Linked DNA regions of Homo sapiens: regions 1 and 3 are each linked to region 2. A link is an interaction called in ENCODE POLR2A ChIA-PET data of the cell type or tissue named here. Cell type or tissue: CD4-positive, alpha-beta T cell. All regions are shown on one strand.

Region 1 (4,000 bases), 71 kb after region 2:
GTTAGATCTTTAGGAACAATTTGACACTATGAGTCACTATAGATCTATAGAACAATTTGGGGAGGACTGATTCACTATGCTAAGTCTTCCAATCCATGAACATGGTAGGCCTTTTTCATTTATTTAGGTCATCTTTTGATTTCTTTTATCCATGTGTTTGGTGCTTTCAACATACAGATCCTATATGTATTTTGTTAGATTTATTCCAACATATTCCATTTTCTTAGAGCAACTGTAAACAACAATGTGTTTTTAATCTTGGTTTCCACGTGTTTGTTGTTAATATACAGGAATACAATTGGCTTCTGTATGCTGACCTTGTATCCCACAACCTCGTTTAACTCACTTATTAGTTCTAGGACATTGTTGGGTAGATTCTTTGCAATCTTCTACATGTCATCTGCTAATAAGGTCATTTTTATTTCTTCCCTTCCAACCTGTATGCCTTTTATTTCCTTTTCTTGACTTCATGTACTGGCTAGGATTCAGTACCTCAAGTTTATATGTATTTTTAATTTGTATGTTTAAATAATTTTAAAACTTACAGAAAAATTCCAAGCACAAAGAATTTTCTTCCCAAGTCATGACAGCAAGTTGCAAACATACCTGATTATTCCATTTTTTTATCTTCTACAATGACATAATCCTACTTACTCATAGTATAGCCATCGAAATTATAAAATTAACAGTGATACTTTACTAACCCAGACACCATTCAAGTTCTACCAACTGTCCCAATAATGTCCTTTAAACAAAAGGATACAATCTGTTCTTTCACGGTATTTTTTAACCTTTTGAAACTGTAAGTCAGTTGTTTTATAGTGTTCCTCCATTTGAGTTGTCAGATATCTATTTCCCTATAGATGAGTTCAGTTTGTATATTTTTGGCATGTTCATCTCAGAAAGATGCTAAGTATTCACTGCATCTTATCGGGTGGTTCAGGATTCTGACATGGTATATCTCATGACTGGTCATGACCACATATTTAAGGCTGGTGTTGGCCAGACTTCTCCAGTGTAGAGGTACTATTCCTCTTCTTATATTTAATAAGTATTTTGTAAAGGGATACTTCAAGATTATGTAAATACCTTGTTCTTCACCAAATTTTCACCCACCAACTTTAGTATCCATTTCAATATTTATTAGTTGGCAACCTATACAAAGGTAGAACTTTCCCTATCCCTCATTTATGTATTCATTTGTTTCTTTACATCAGTATAGACACATTAATTCCTATTTTATTCAATAGGTTGTAACCATTATTTATTTTCATGCTCAGATTATCCCAGGTTTGGCCAGTGGACTCAGCTTGGCTTCTACATCCTTCTGATATGTCTTCATCATTTTTTGGGCATGTCTTTATGTTCTGTCACTACAAGACATTCCAGGCTATTCTTACACTTTCCCTGTCGCAGACGTGGAACCAGCCATTTCTCCAAAGCTCTATTCTCCTCCTAGTGGAGAATAAAATTTGGTATCAAAAGCTAAGCATGCCCAATGGCTCATCAGCTATCGCTGCTCTCAAGATTTCCCAGTGGACAGGGATAAGAAATATAGGTATATACACATACCTATGTTCATATTTATCTGTGTATCTATACTCACTGAAAACCATGCATTCATACCTGGATACAGCAATGCTAACCCAATATTACAGGCTTCTTTTTCAAGGACATTACCACCTTTACTCACATGCCTTCCACATGTGGGCCCAACCCCAAGTGCTTTATAGATTTAATTATTCAGGGACAGAGAAAGAGAAACTTAATGATATCTTTAATACTCTCTTTACTACCCTATGACAAAACTATGTACAAGATTTTTGTCAGTCCAAAAAAAAAAAAAGTTTCATCTGTTAAGGAATTCACAATGTAATAGGACAGAAAGGTGAATGCGGGAAATTGGTGAGAAAGAGATGAACAGGGGCAAGAAATGAAGCATACAAGAAATAGACCAAAGTAATCTAATGCAACCCTCTATAATTCATTCACAAATATTCTCTAGAAGATCTGACAGTGAGAAGATCCACCCTCTGCGTGAATACCTCCAATAACAAGTGTACTAGTTCAGAGGGTTCGTTTGTAGGTTTAAAACAGCTCTTAAGAGCTAATGCTAACCTGATATTCACCAGTGCTATTATTCGCTCATGAACCCTAGTTCTATATTTTGGGCTTAACACAGGATAAAGAACTCTTTTTTCCATGTAAAAGTTCAGGTATCTAAAGTCAGCTATCATGCTGCTCTGTTTAGGTTTTCTCTTTCCCTGTCTAATCAATGCTAGCTTCTTCTCTAAGAGTTCTAGTTCTTCTTCCTTGGAACCACTCCAGTGCATCAATAGCCCGCAGGAATAAATTATTAACATCATAAATAGCTTTGATTTGGCTTTGATTAAAATTAAAGATTTTTTTTTTTTTTTTTGAGAGGGAGTTTTTTTTCGCTCTTGTTGCCCAGGCTGGAATGCAATGGCGCAATCTCGGCTCACTGTCACCTCCACCTCCCAGGTTCAAACAATTCTCCTGCCTCAGCCTCCCAAGTAGCTGGGATTACAGATGCCAGCCACCACGCCCAACTAATTTTGTATTTTTAGTAGAGACGGGGTTTCACCATGTTGACCTCAGGTGATCCACCCACCTCTGCCTCCTAAAGTGCTGGGATTACAGGCATAAGCCACTGCACTAGGCCAAAACTGAATATTTAAAAAAAAAAAAAAAAAATTGAAGATAGAACTAAAGACCCTAACAGTGAGTGAGAAAATCTTTTAGTAAAAAAGCTGTCAACAACGGATTTTGAGAAGGTAAAGCACTACACTGACATCTGGTCTTTATTTTCAAACTTTAATGGGATAAGAAAAAATGTTAGCAAATATTTACATAATAGTTACCATAAAATTTAACTTAAATCTATACTTATTCGGATTATTATTATAGAACTAAGTTTTTATCTAAATCTGCTATTACTAAGAAAGATGACAAGCACTTTCTGGTAAGTTTAAAGGTTTCTTTTTAATGATTTGAAGGTCTATCATCTTATAATTCTAAGACTATCAAAATGTTTCTTAATAATTCTTTGACTTGTCTGCACATTTCTAGAGGGGTTATCTACGAAGCAATTCGTATCATCTATAGTGGTGATGGTTTTAAAATATGTCCACAATTCACTGATACTTCCTCCATCAAACTAATAAGAGTATTAAGTACCCTCTCCTTGAACATGCATGGCCTTAGTGAGTTACTTCTCAAACGGAATGTTGTGGAAGTTGTATGTGACTTCTAAGGCTAGGTCACAAAAGGCAATGAAGCTTCTGCCTTGCTCTCTAAGAATGCTCACTCTTGAAACTCAGTTGCCTTGTGATAAAGTCCAGGTCTCATAGAGATGCCTTGTGTAGGTGTTCCTGGTGACAGCCCAGTTGAGGTCACAGTCAACAAGAGTAAAGAAGTTGCTTCTTCAAGGTGACTCCAGCCCCAGCCCCCATTTGAAATGCAATTACACAAAAGACCTTGAGCAAGAATCACCTATGTGGGGTTAGTCAACCCCTAGATTTGTGAACATAATAAATGTCTCCTATTGTTTTAAGCCACTGTTTTGGGGTGGTTTGTTATATAGCAACAGATAAAACTTTTATACTTTTATTCCTCTTACTGAACCTTCCTGCTTTGGCTATGAAAGTTCTATAGTGGCCTCATAAACAGATTAAAAGACAGTTAATTTATTTCTTTCCAATCCTTATGGCTTTTATTTCTCATTCTTGCTTACTGTACTAACTAGGACCTAGAGTATAAGGTCAGGGAGACAGAAGTATAATGTTAAGTATAAGTGGTAAGAATGAACACACTTACCTTGTTCCCAATATTTTTTTAAAACAATGCTTTCATCATGTCATCATTATGAGTGATGTTGTTGCAGTTATCTCTTAGAAATCTTAGAAGTTCCCTTCTATTTCTAGCTTGCTATGTGTCATTTTTAATCCTCAGCAAGGACTTTAAATAATCTTTCCACACT
Region 2 (4,000 bases):
ATAACACGATTCTCCATACTGTTCTGTATATTGGAAACATTCTGCAGTAAGTTTAACAAATTAAATTACATTTGAGGCCAGGCGCGGTGGCTAACACCTGTAATCCCAGCACTTTGGCAGGCCAAGGTAGGCGGATCACCTGAAATCAGGAGTTCAAGACCAGCCTGGCCAACATGGCAAAACCCCTTCTCTACTAAAAATACAGAAATTAGCTGGGTATGGTGCCGGGCACCTATAGCCCCAGCTACTTGGGAGGCTGAGGTAGGAGAATCACTTGAACCCGGGAGGCAAAGGTTGCCGTGAGCCGAGATCCCACCACTTCACTCCAGCCTAGGAGAGAGAGCAAGACTCCATCTCAAAATAAATAAATAAATAAATAAAAATAAATAAGTGAAAAAAAAAAAAAGGCTACTTTTGCCAGCACCAAGTGCCTGTGCGATGCCTGGGAGCCAGGCTCAGGGAGCAGCTTGGAAGGCGCCACTGCACTCCAGCCTGGGCAAGAGAGCGAGACCCCCCCCCCGTCTTAAAAAATATAAATGTATATATAGTTTCTCAGTATGTAGTTTCAAATTTTATTTCAGGAAACTTTTCTTGATTTACAAATTTCACTGTTCTATTCACTTTGGATTTCTTCTTCAGGGACTCCTATTATCTGTATGTCAGTTTCTTCCCCTGTCTTCAATATTATCACTTTCTCTTGAATCTTTTCAGTCCTCCTTTCCAATAATTGTTACATTTTAGATTCGTTGTAGATTTATAGAACAATTGCCAAGCTAACACAGAGTTCCTATATGCCCCACACCCGGTTTCTCCTCTTAACATCTTACATTAGAATGGCAAATTTGTCACAATTAATGAACTCATGCTGATCCACTGTTATAACTAAAGCCCACCATTTATTCAGCTTCCTTTAGTTTTTACCTGATGTCATTTTCTGGTCTGGGAGCCGGCCCAGGATGCCCCGTTGCCGGTGGTGGTTGTAGTTACTCTCCGCAGGCTCCTCCCAAGCTAAGAGTTCCTCACACTTTCCTTGTTGCTGATGAGCCCATCAGTTTTGAGGAGGCCTGGCCCGCTATCCTCTCAGCTGGCATGTGTCTGCTGTTTTTCTCGTGATTAGATGGGGTTTTGGGTCTGCTGAGAGCATAGCTTTTCACACCCATGCAAAAGCACACACCACCAGCATGGCTCATTGCGTAGGTGCTAACTTTGGCTGCCTCGCTGAGGGATGGCCTGATGTATTTTTTATTTTAATATAAATAGCACATTCTTCGGCTGCTAATCGTATTACTATTCTTCAGTATTTAAAAGGCGCTAGATGCTGTGATAAGCACTTTAAGATCCTATTTCTTTCTCTCAACAACACTGCAAACTACGAGTACAATCCTATTGTGCAGATAAACAGAACTCTCACACAAACACACACACACACAATTGTGGTAAAATATACATCAATTTCTATCAACCATTTTTACCCGCACAGCTCATTGGCTCCACCACATTCCCATCTGCGACCACCACCCTCCTTCTCCAGCGCCTTCTCATCTTCCCCACGTGTTCCACGTCTCACCTCTGGTCCCAGCGACACCAGGGCTTTCGGTCTTTGGGAGATTGAGGTGGTTTTGTGCCCGGGATTAGGTGGGTTCTTGGTCTCACTAACTTCAAGAATGAAGCCGTGGACCCTCACGGTGCCTGTTATGTTTCTTAAAGGCAGCGTGTCCCCAGTTTGTTCCTTCTGATGTCCGGCTGTGTTGGCAGTTTTTTCTTTCTGGCGGGTTCATGGTCTCGCTGGTTCAAAAGTGAAACTACAGACCTTCGCGGTGAGTGTTACAGCTCTTAAGTCTGCGCCTCCGGAGTTGTTCATTCCTCCTGGTGGGTTCGTGGTCTCCCTGGCCTCAGGAGTGAGACTGCAGGCTTCCACCGTGAGTGTTACAGCTCATAAAGGTAGCACAGACCCAAACACTGAGCAGCAGTAAGATTTACTGCAGAGTGAAAGAACAAAACCTCCACACTATGAAACGGAATCTGAGTGGGTTGCCACTGCGAGCTTGGGCAGCCTGCTTTTATTCACTTATCTGGCCCCACCCACATCCTGCTGATTGGTCCATTTTACAGAGAGCCGATTGGTCTGTTTTACAGAGAACTGATTGGCCCGTTTTGGCAGGGTGCTGATTGGTGTGTTTACAATCCCTGAGCTAAACACAAAAGTTCTCCACATCCCCACTGGATTAGCTAGATACAGAGTGCTGATTGGTGCATTTACAAACCTTGAGCTAGATACAGGGTGGCGATTGGTGTATTCGCAATCCCTTCGCTAGACATAAAGGTTCTCCAGGTCCCCACCAGATCAGCTAGACACAGAGCGCTGATTGGTGCACTTACAAACCTTGATCTAGACACAGAGTGCTGATTGGTGCATCCACAAACCTTGAGCTAGATACAGAGCGCCAATTGGTGTATTCGCAATCCCTTAGCTAGACAGATTCTCCAAGTCCCCACCAGATTAGCTAGACACAGAGCGCTGATTGGTGCATCCATAAACTCTGAACTAGACACAGGGTGCTGATTGGTGAGTTTACAAACCTTGAGCTAGATACAGAGTGCCGATTGGTGTATTTACAATCCCTTAGCTAGACATAAATGTTCTCCAAGTCCCCACTAGACTCAGGAGCCCAGCTGGCTTTACCCAGTGGATCCCGCATCAGGGCCGCTGGTGGAGCTGCCTGCCAGTCCCGCGCACTGCGCCCGCACTCCTCAGCCTTTGGGCGGTCGATGGGATCGGGCGCCGTGGAGCAGGGGGCGGCGCTCGTCTGGGAGGCTCGGGCTACGCAGGAGCCCATGGCGGCAGGGGGGTGGGGGGAGGCTCAGGCATAGCAGGCTGCAGGTCCTGAGCTCTGCCCGGCGGGGAGGCAGCTAAGGCCTGGAGAGAAATCGAGCGCAGCGCCGGTGGGCAGGCACTGCTGGGGGACCCGGCGCACCCTCCGCAGCTGCTGGCCCGGGTGCTAAGCCCCTCACTGCCCGGGGCCGGCGGCCCGGCCGGCCGCTCCGAGTGTGGGGCCCGCCAAGCCCATGCCCACCCGGAACTCTAGCTGGCCCGCAAGCGCCGCACGCAGCCCAGGTTCCCGCCCATGCCTCTCTCCACACCTCCTCGCAAGCTGAGGGAGCCGGCTCCGGCCTCGGCCGTCCCAGGAAGGGGCTCCCACAGTGCAGCAGCGGGCTGAAGGGCTTCTCGAGCGCCGCCAGAGTGGGTGCCCAGACAGAGGAGGCGCCGAGAGGGAGCGAGGGCTGCGAGGGCTGCCAGCAGGCTGTCACCTCTCAGTTTCAGGGCAACAGGCCCACCCCGAATAGTCCTGGAGCCAAAAGGGAACGAGCTTCTTCCTTCAGGTGGGGAATAGTTCACGGTGCTGCTTCCAACGTATCTTCTTCCTCGCCGTTTCCTGAGACTTCTCCAAAGCGGGGGCCGTGGCGCGGCGTGCTGTAGGCGCTGTGCTGGCGCCGTCCGGGCTCCCGAGCGGGCTGAGGGCCCTCCCCTGGGGCTGCGCCACCCCGCTCCGAGGCGGGGCCCTTCCTGGAACCGGCTTCCCTGCACCATTCCTGATCGGAGGCTGCGAACGGCACAAGCCCCTGCGGCGTTTTGAGTGGGGAAGTGAGCCGGGGCCTGTGCCTCCCGGGGAGCCGTGGGCAGGTGCGTGGCCACGGACTGGGCTCTCGGAGCTTCCCATAAAACCCCGGAGACCCACTCAGCACGGCTGCGGGCCCAGGCACGCTGGTGCTGGCGCCTCTCAGGCAGGACGACTCCACAGCCAGCGGGAGAACTTTCCAGATCGCCCTGCGCAGATGCTCCCCTCGCATGAAATCACTGCTCAGCGTTAGCCGCGGGCCAAGCCCCGGCCCAGCCCCAGGGAATACTTAGGGGACTGCAGGTGCAGGCCGTGGGGGCGGCCGGGCTCGGGCCGGCTCTGCAGACCCCGCTCCACGCAGAGGGCGATGCTGGGGACTCGCA
Region 3 (4,000 bases), 370 kb after region 2:
TGGCTCACTGCAACCTCTGCCTCCCAAGCTCAAGTGATCCTCCAACCTCACCCTCTTAAGTCGCTGGGACCACAGGTGCATGCCACCACCCCCGGCTATTTTTTTTCTTTCTTTTTTTTTTTTTTTTTTTTTTTTGTAGAGACAGGGATTTGCCACATTGCCCAGGCTGGTGGTGAACTACTGAGCTTGAACAATACATGCTGGGATTAGAGGGATGAGCCACCACATCCAGCCACTTTTGTGTAAAATGTTGGCTGGGCGCGGTGACTCATGCCTGTAATCCCAGCACTTTGGGAGGCCAAGGTGGGCAGATGACTTGAGGTCAGGAGTTCGAGACCAGCCTGGCCAACATGGCGAAACCCCGACTCTAATAAAAATACAAAAATTAGCCAGGCGTGATAGTGCACACCTGTAATCCCAGCTACTAGGGAGGCTGAGACAGGACAATTGCTTGAACCCAGGGGGCAGAGGTTGCAGTGAGCCGAGATTGCGCCACTGTACTCCAGCCTGGACGACAGAGCGAGACTCCATCTCGATAAATAAAAAATAAATAAATAAATAAATAAATAAAATGTCTGCAATAAAAAATGTTTTAAGTCAAAGAGTAAGATCACAAAAATAATACTCAGATATAACAAGTTTTTCTTCTGTGACTCATGTGAAGGACTCCAGAGGCCAGGATGGTGGTGAGAGCCACTTCCTCCATGTGGCATGTGGGTTGCCCAGTGCTCCAGGCCTGCCCCGCCTCGGGGCCTGGCACCTGCTGCTCCCTTGGCCTGGAATGTTCTCACCCAAGACCCCTGCATCTGACTCTCACCTCCTTCCTTGTGTGTTCCTCGCGTGGCTTTTTCGTGAGGTCTTCCTTAACTTCTCTGAATAAAACTCCCACTTCTCATCCTCCCAATCCCTCTCCCCTCTAGTTTGACACCAAAGTACCTTTCACCCACTGAGGTCCTGTGTGTCACAGAATGAAACTGTAGGGGCAGGGTTTTGTCCTGCTCACCAACGGATATCCTTGGACATTATGTATGTATGTATGTATGTATGTATGTATGTATGTATGTATGTATGTATTTCTGTTTGTTTTTCTTTTTTTTCCTGCTAAACAACCAAACAGGCAAAACCTAGCACAGCGGTTTGTTTTTTTTTTTTTTTTTTTTTTTTTTTTTTCTGAGGCAGAGTCTCACTCTGTCACCCAGGCTGGAGTGCAGTGGCGCGATTTCAGCTCACTGCAAGCTCTGCCTCCCGGATTCACGCCATTCTCCTGCCTCAGCCTCCCGAGCAGCTGGGACTACAGGCACCCGCCACCACGCCTGGCTAATTTTTTGTATTTTTAGTAGAGACGGGGTTCCACTGTGTTAGCCAGGATGGTCTCGATCTCCTGACCTCGTGATCTGCCTGCCTCGGCCTCCCAAAGTGCTGGGATTACAGGCGTGAGCCACCGTGCCTGGCCAACCTAGCACAGTGTTTAACGGTGGGAGGTCCCTGGTGAGTCTCTGCCAGGTCTCGGGTTCCAGGCTTCTGTCAGATGCACCGGCCGCCTAGGTTCCCAGGGCCTTCTATTCTTACAGCAGGTGGCCGCCATGCTTCTGACATTTCCCTGACACACAGGCTGCCTCCAGGGCCATCGCCAAGGACGGTGCAGATTTGCAGGCCTGCGTAAACCCAGCGGACTCCCTAGAGGTTTGGGAAGGAGAGGTCACCATTGTTGGCTCTACTGTGACTGTCCTGACTTGGCCCTCACTGGGTATTAATGCTTCAATTTCACAATGCACTTGGGCAGATGCCCCCTGGTCCTAAGAGAGGCCCCGCTCATCCTAGGCATACTTAATTGGTATTAGAGACGTCCATCTTTTCTGGATGGAGGAAATTGAAGCCTTGAGCCCATGTAATGTTCTCAGTGGAGCAGTTCAACACCAAGACATGCTAGAAACATTGTAGAGGCCTTTACCAACTTAGTCACCCTGCTCAGGGAAAGGGGCTGAGGCTGTCTCTACAGCAGCCACCTCCCTCTGGAAGGAGGAAGGACCCAAGACCCACACCCGCTGTCTACCCAACCAGCCCTAACTCTTCTTGTTGGCTCAAGAGTCCCCTTTCTTCTTCACTGAGCCACAAGACACAGAGCAGTGAGTAGCATCAGAGCAGCCTGTAAGAACCTGGATGCCAGGAACGGAGTGGAACCTGGAAGTTCAGCTTCCAACAGACAAACACAGTCAGAGCTCCCTTTTTAGAGTCCCTCCTGTGTAAACACACAGGGCATACAGGCATGACTTCCAGGAGCTTCACTGCAGCATGGCATGCACAGATAACACAACAGAAGTGACCTCAGTGCTGCTTTTGGAGGACAGATGACACGCATCTTGGTTCATGCAACTCAACACCGCACACATGTAAAATAGAATGAGTAGCTTTGTGTTGTGATATAAAAATGTAAGCTATATTATTGAGTGAAAAGCCAAATTGCCCACCAGTATGCAAAGCAGATTTACTCTTATTAGAAATGGAGGCTGAGCATGGTGGCTCACGCCTGTAATCCTAGCACATCAGGAGGCCAAGGCGGGTGGATTGCTTGAGGCCAGGAGTTTGAGATCAACCTGGGCAACACGGCAAAACTCCATCTCTACAAAAAATACAAAAATTAGCCTGGCCCAGTGGTGCATGCCTGTAGTCCCAGCTACTTGGGAGGCTGGGATAGGAGTATCAATTGAATACAGGATGTGGAGGCTGCAATGAACCAGGATCACACCACTGAACTCCATCCAGTCTGGGTGACAGCAAGATCCTGCCAAAAAAAAAAAAAAAAATCTAGCAGAGGACAGAGGAGTGTATACAGATAAACAAATGCATATTGTGTTTGCATCCCCTATATTAGTTTTCTATTGTTGCATAACAAATGATTACCCAAACACCAGGGGTTTGGTCTAGGTCCTGCTGCTCACAGCACAGAAAGCCAGTCATCAAGACAACCAGTATTGGCAGGGAAGAAAGCTTTAATCGGGTGCTGCAGCTGAAGAGATGGGAATTCAGTCTCAAGTCCGTCTCTCTGACTATCTAAAATTGGGAGTTTATATAGAAGGGAAGAAATGTAACTACATGCAGGAAAACAGTAATTAGGGAAGAATGAGGAAGAGGAGTTGGTCAACAGGCAGCAGGTGGTGCTCAGGCAATCATGAGGGTTGAGGGCCTGGCCACTCATCCTCCAGAGGCTGTGAGCTTGTAAGTTTCAGCTCCTTGATACTACCTGGGAGTCCTGATGGTCGGTTTCCTGAGAAAGGAACTCAGATAAGACAAATGTAACTTTCTCAAGTTTTAAGACTGAGAGGGTCAATTTCTATGTTTATTCAAAAGAAATGATAAACATCAGTTTTATGGGACAATTGGTCAGGTTTCAAAACTACCACAAACTCAGTGGCTGAAAATAATGCCTGCCTTTTTCTCACAGTTCTGTAGGTCAGAAGCCAGCACTGCCTGGCGGATTCTCTGCTCATGGTCTCAGGAGGCTGAAATCGAGGTGTCAGTCAGCTACATTCTCATCTGCAGCTTGGAATCCTCTTCCAAACTCATTCAGTATTTGGCAGCATTCAATTTCTTCTTGGCCATCAGCCAGGAGTCCCTGTCTCCTCCTAGAGGTTTCCCAGCTTCTTCAGCAGATCACAACATAGATGCGTCCTTTCCTGGTTGGTATCTGTGGGGGATTGGTCCTGGGTTCCTGGGACCTGTGCAGATAGCAAAATCAGCAGGTTCTCCTGACCTGCAGTCGGCCCTGCAGAACCCGTGGGTAGGAAGAGGCAGCATCCACTCTCCAGATCTGCGGGTTCTGCATTCCACAAATACTGTATTTTTGGTAAGTAGTTGGTTTAATCCATGCATGTGGAACCGTGGATATGAAGAGCTGACTGGGCTTGCTTTCTTCCAGACCAGCAGAGTGCATCAAACTCCAGGCTTCAAAGGGCTCATCTGAATAGGTCAGACCCACCCTTGATGATCCCTCTTTTGCTAT

The links. Peaks named below come from ENCODE experiments on the same cell type or tissue, not always from the same donor. Only the 100,000 strongest peaks of a DNase experiment are listed, where the experiment ranks them.
Region 1: POLR2A ChIA-PET joins it to region 2 with 5 read pairs; 2 of 35 experiments call an interaction of 5 or more read pairs at or near these places.
Region 3: POLR2A ChIA-PET joins it to region 2 with 5 read pairs; 2 of 35 experiments call an interaction of 5 or more read pairs at or near these places.

The regions. Positions count from the first base shown.
Region 1 is chr18:12,845,216-12,849,215 of GRCh38, forward strand. All of the region lies in intron 2 of PTPN2 (protein tyrosine phosphatase non-receptor type 2), which reads right to left. Among named protein-coding and RNA genes, the nearest start is that of PTPN2, 37 kb to the right of the region's middle. In CD4-positive, alpha-beta T cell, no CTCF peak of the experiment used is centred here; no DNase peak of the experiment used is centred here.
Region 2 is chr18:12,774,102-12,778,101 of GRCh38, forward strand. No RefSeq gene overlaps it. Among named protein-coding and RNA genes, the nearest start is that of LINC01882, 27 kb to the left of the region's middle. In CD4-positive, alpha-beta T cell, no CTCF peak of the experiment used is centred here; a DNase peak (open chromatin) is centred at 1,930; H3K4me3 peaks cover 2,486 bases; H3K27ac peaks cover 487 bases.
Region 3 is chr18:13,140,685-13,144,684 of GRCh38, forward strand. No RefSeq gene overlaps it. Among named protein-coding and RNA genes, the nearest start is that of LDLRAD4, 76 kb to the right of the region's middle. In CD4-positive, alpha-beta T cell, no CTCF peak of the experiment used is centred here; no DNase peak of the experiment used is centred here.